Linked DNA regions of Homo sapiens: region 2 is linked to region 1. Evidence: chromatin contacts called from ENCODE Hi-C or POLR2A ChIA-PET data. All regions are on one chromosome and are shown on one strand. Each heading gives the region's core, a stretch centred on a gene start or an enhancer-like site at or near the end of the contact. The rest is flanking DNA. Distances are from core to core; before and after follow the strand shown.

Region 1 (2,700 bases), core at 37-2,536:
AGGAGCACTGGGAAGGGCAGGAGAAGGCCAGTTGTCAGGGAAGATGCTGCTCTATGCCTCAATTTCCTTGCCTGCCTGGACACTAAAACGGATCCAGGTCTAGAGATAGATGCTTGAAACCCAAAGGGAGTGGTCACCCTCCTAGAGCAAATTAACCCTTAACACTGGCCTCACCAGCTTTTTCCTTCACCTCTTGAGCCTCTTCCCCAATAAGAGACTGGAAGGGATGAAGAAGAGGTAAAGCTATAAGTCTAAACTTGTGCTGTCCATACAGTAGCCAGTGGCCACATGTGGCTACTAAGCACTTGAAATGTGGCCAGTCAGAATTGAAATGTGCTGTTAGTATAAAATATACACTGGCTTTCAAACACTTAGTATGGAAAAAAAATGTAAAAGATTTCATTAGTAATTTTTTATTTTGATTGCATACCAAAATAATGTTTTAGATTTACTATATTAGGTTACATAAATATACTACTAAAATGAATTTCACCTGTTTATTTTTCCTTTTTTTGATGTGGCTAATAGAAAATAAGTTACATATGTGGCTCACATTCCGTTTCTATTGGACAGCGCTTATCTAGACCCTCCCAGCAGGTGAAGTGTGGGGCTCCAGGCTCGGGAGACAAGGGCAGTACATGACAGACACAGGTGCAGGCCCTACTACAGGTGTGGGCCAGCCAGAGCTCCAACCAGATGTCTCCAGACAGACACTGAAGGACAGATTCTCAGTGGCCAGCCTCACTCAGGCGAAGCAAAGCCAGGCAACATTTCCTGGATAATTCCTTCAGTCTTTGACTTCATGAGGGTCTCTGGACTGAGGCTTAGCTCTCCTGAGCTTGTCCCTGTAGATGCCCCATTATTCTGGAAAAACACTCACCCAGGACCACCCAGACCTTTGGATCCCCTCACCTTGATAGTTCATTGGAAGATTTTTCTATCACTCCACCTGGGCCAGGTCCTGGATCTCTTTCCAGAAGCCCAGAGGTGTCCTTCCTCCTGTCTAGAGCCCTCCCTCCCACGCACTCTGTCTTAGGCTTAGCTCACCACAGGCTGGGAGGGGATGAGAGATGGAGGTGTGCTCAACTTGACCTCGAACTTCCATGTACACTACCTGGGTCACAGGCACATTTTGAGCTCCATTTCTAATGCCTATAGAAGGGAACAGGAGGGGACGAGGGGTGGCAGATATACTCCATTGGGCTGCCCTTCTCTGTCTCATTCTCCTTTTCCTGTGCCCCGGCTGCGCCATTTGAGGGCACTGAAGCTGGGGCCCAGTCTGCGTGGGTCTGCCCCTCCCTCTCCTTGCCTAGATGACTCCACCTCTCCCAGGTCCTGGCTGGGATCCGAAGGCCCCAGGCAAGTGGGGGAAGGGGAGCCACTCCCACTTTCCCAGAAGCTGCTGCTGCCTCTTCCTGTTTTGCTAAAACTCTGGCTCTGGACTCAAGCAAAGAGGGGGAAGTCACCAGCTCCTGCCCCCCGCCCCAAAAGGTCAACCTTGCCCCCCTGGTCCTCTTATTTATAGCCCCCACTACCCACCACCCCCCCACCCCCCGGCCCCAGGCCCTGGCTAAGGAGCTGGATGTCTCCTCCCTCAAATAGCAGCTGTGGCCATTGCCCCAGGGATACAGCCAGATGGGCAGATCACTCCAGATGTGCAGTGTTTCGGGAGGGGAGGCCAGGCCCTTTCTGCAGTCCCTGTGGTACTCCCCGCAGCCTGGTCCTGGTTCCCCTCAACTTCAAGACAACACTTGAGGATTTCAGGAGGATCAGGAAGGTTGCACCTATTTTCCCATTTCTGTAGCCTGGCCAAGCTACCCTGTATACCCTAGAAAGGTCAGCTTGGGCGATAGGCCCTACTGGATTCATTTGCATAAATCAGCTCAGTGCTCACTTTGAGACCTCAAATTATAGAGGAAAACAGGCTTAGGGAGACAGAAGAGACAGGACACTGTCTCTCTTCTATTACTGATGTGAGCATTGGAGCTCTGTCCCTAACAGCCCAATGTGTGCCAGGCACTGTAGTTAAGTACTTCATGTCCCAATCTCATCGGTCCTCGCAAAACCCTAATATAGCAGGCACTTCATACCCTAATCTGCAGATGGGAAACCAAGACTCCTCAAGGTTAAATAATATACGTAAGGTCAAGCAGTGGGGAAGCAACAAGCTCCAGCCCAAGCAGCTCGACACCAAATCCTTGCTCTTAACCACAGTACAACACCTCCTCACTCTGTCCATTCTTCTGGGTACTTTTAAATGATCTCTTTTTTTCTTTCTTTCGTTTTGAGGTGGAGTCTCACTCTGTCACCCGGGCTGGAATGCAGTAGCACGATCTCAGCTCACTGCAAACTCTGCCTTCTGGATTCAAGCAATTCTCCTGCCTCAGCCTCCGGAGTAGCTGAGATTACAGGTGCCTGCCACCACGCCTGGCTAATTTTTGTGTTTTTAGTAGAGACGGGGTTTTGCCATGTTGGCCGGGCTGGTCTTGAACTCCTGACCTCAGGTAATCTGCCCACTTCAGCCTCCCAAAATGCTGGGTTTACAGGTGTGAGCCACCACGCAGGCCTAAATGATCTCTTAAAAGCTCAGTGCAGGGGGCCAGGCATGGTGGCTCACACCTGTAATCCCAGCACTTTGGGAGGCCGAGACAGGTGGATCACCTGAGGTCAGGACTTCAAGACCAGCCTGGCTAACATGGT
Region 2 (2,700 bases), core at 95-2,594, 370 kb before region 1:
AGTAGGAGAGGAGAAAATAAAGAGAAATGGTTGGCAGAACTGAAAGTTAAGCAGGAATATACTTATCATCTATAAGCATCTGAAGATGAGGATGGGTGCAGTAGCTCACATCTGTAATCCCAGCACTTTGGGAGGCCAAGGCAGGAGAATCACTTAAAGCCAGAAGTTCAAGACCAGCACAGGTGACATAGTGAGTACCTGTCTCTATAAATTCTTAAAAAAAAAAAAAAAAGTATAAGCATCTGAAGGTGGAAGGGATCTGATACATCTTAGCTCCAAAACAACATGAAAAGTATAAGACAGACTTAATATGAACATAACAACTTCCTAAAAGTTACAATAGAGAGATAAGAGCATAAGAATTGTGACCGCTCATTCTTTGAAAATGGAAAAAGAACAAGATTTGTTGCCAGAGACAAAGAGACAGTTGAAAGTTCTCTGAAGGTCCATTCTAGAAAGGTTAGATATATGCCCTGCTCATAGCTTCCCTTTTCACACAGGGATGGTTGGATCCTTTCCACCCAATTGTGTGTAACCGTAAATTCCAGCCCCAGGAGGAAAACCATCTCCTATTAGGAAGGCATGCATGAGCCCCCACCCAGCCCTCAGCTCCAGCATGCACAGCATGGGTGGCTGCGGTAGCAGCAGCAACTGCTGGGCGAGTGAGTCTGGGAAGAGGTGGGTGACTGGGAAGAGCTTGACATGACTGTCTCCAAAAAGGTGCAAATCACTGTTAGCTGAGGGACAATTGTGAGGATTAGAATGTTTTTATTTTCCCTGAAACTTCAACCCATTCATCATTTTAAATTAGGTACACAGAGGTTGAGCATTTTTGCTTCTAGAAAAATACACCTTCAAATATCTCAAGTGCTTCCTAAATACAATCTTCTATAACCTGATAGCCACCAGCCCTTTCCCTCACACACTCCATTCTTCAATTCCTAAAACTTTTCCTCAGTTGGCATGGTCCCAGACCCAATTATCTTATTTTTTCACCTCTGAATACATCCTGGTTAATGGCTAATCCTTCAATATTGAGGGCTCTGGAGCAGATGCAATACTTCACTTGATGCCTGATGAAACCAGAGTAAAGAACATTACAACCAGCACTTTCTTCATCTGTTGATATTATGATTCTATGTATGCAGCCTGTGATGACCCTGGCATTTTCACCACCCCGTAACACTGCCAAATTACTAGTTTACTAAGTTCCAAAAGGTTGACCACCATTCATCCATCCTGTTTTATAATTGGGCTTCTGGGACCAAGTGGGTACCTTCTATTACCCCACAGCTATACCCTTGTGCTTTTCCCATCATCTTTCCTCCTCAAACAGGCCCCAGATGCTAAGGAATGGCAGCATAGTGACGGAATTTATCCTCGTGGGCTTTCAGCAGAGCTCCACTTCCACACGAGCATTGCTCTTTGCCCTCTTCTTGGCCCTCTACAGCCTCACCATGGCCATGAATGGCCTCATCATCTTTATCACCTCCTGGACAGACCCCAAGCTCAACAGCCCCATGTACTTCTTCCTCGGCCATCTGTCTCTCCTGGATGTCTGCTTCATCACCACTACCATCCCACAGATGTTGATCCACCTCGTGGTCAGGGACCACATTGTCTCCTTTGTATGTTGCATGACCCAGATGTACTTTGTCTTCTGTGTTGGTGTGGCCGAGTGCATCCTCTTGGCTTTCATGGCCTATGACCGTTATGTTGCTATCTGCTACCCACTTAACTATGTCCCGATCATAAGCCAGAAGGTCTGTGTCAGGCTTGTGGGAACTGCCTGGTTCTTTGGGCTGATCAATGGCATCTTTCTCGAGTATATTTCATTCCGAGAGCCCTTCCGCAGAGACAACCACATAGAAAGCTTCTTCTGTGAGGCCCCCATAGTGATTGGCCTCTCTTGTGGGGACCCTCAGTTTAGTCTGTGGGCAATCTTTGCCGATGCCATCGTGGTAATTCTCAGCCCCATGGTGCTCACTGTCACTTCCTATGTGCACATCCTGGCCACCATCCTCAGCAAAGCCTCCTCCTCAGGTCGGGGGAAGACTTTCTCTACTTGTGCCTCTCACCTGACTGTGGTCATCTTTCTCTACACTTCAGCTATGTTCTCTTACATGAACCCCCACAGCACACATGGGCCTGACAAAGACAAACCTTTCTCCCTCCTGTACACCATCATTACCCCCATGTGCAACCCCATCATTTATAGTTTCCGCAACAAGGAAATTAAGGAGGCCATGGTGAGGGCACTTGGAAGAACCAGGCTGGCCCAGCCACAGTCTGTCTAGCAGGAAGGCCCTGAAAGGAAAGCTCCTTCACCTGGGGAATGGGAGAGTTACCCCATCCCCAGCCCTGGCAGATGAGTAACTCTCCTATGCTGAAAGGCTCCAGGAAAGAGCGTTCATGGCTTCCTTGGCACTAGAATCAGACCTGAAAGTTCCTCCTGATGTCCAATGTCCTGATGTTATCTCTCTGACTTCACTTCCACATTGTTTTTTCTTGGACCTTCCTCGGGAGAATTTCGGATTTTCCTTAGTTTTTTTCCTCAGTTTCTTTTCCTCTTAAGTTCTCACAACAGGATTCAATAAATAAGTGCACTTAACTCCATTTTATTTGTATATACCTTTACATGCTAGTCCCCCAACCTGAGTTTCGTACATACATTTAGAAATAAACTCTTTTATTTTTCAG

Evidence for each region. A loop is a pair of places that touch in the nucleus more often than their neighbours do. ChIA-PET counts read pairs that join two places held with the same protein, here RNA polymerase II (POLR2A). Pooled maps may share reads with other maps.
Region 2: POLR2A ChIA-PET joins it to region 1 with 18 read pairs in activated naive CD4-positive, alpha-beta T cell. The contact joins the promoter of OR10AD1 here to the promoter of LINC02354 in region 1. A Hi-C loop is called at or near these places in 1 of 168 maps with a recorded cell type or tissue (ascending aorta) and 5 of 50 pooled maps. POLR2A ChIA-PET finds 5 or more read pairs at or near these places in 4 of 52 experiments (A549, activated B cell and activated naive CD4-positive, alpha-beta T cell).

Annotation. Positions count from the first base shown.
Region 1 is chr12:47,827,743-47,830,442 of GRCh38, reverse strand. LINC02354 (long intergenic non-protein coding RNA 2354) reads right to left here and starts at 1,286. Exons shown (of 3, transcript XR_007063292.1): 1 at 913-1,286. RefSeq lists an enhancer at 2,148-2,327.
Region 2 is chr12:48,201,936-48,204,635 of GRCh38, reverse strand. It overlaps OR10AD1 (olfactory receptor family 10 subfamily AD member 1), which reads left to right and starts at 1,344. Exons shown (of 1, transcript NM_001004134.1): 1 at 1,344-2,297. The coding sequence starts at 1,344. The coding sequence ends at 2,297. The region is part of intron 1 of LOC102725258 (a long non-coding RNA gene); the gene reads right to left.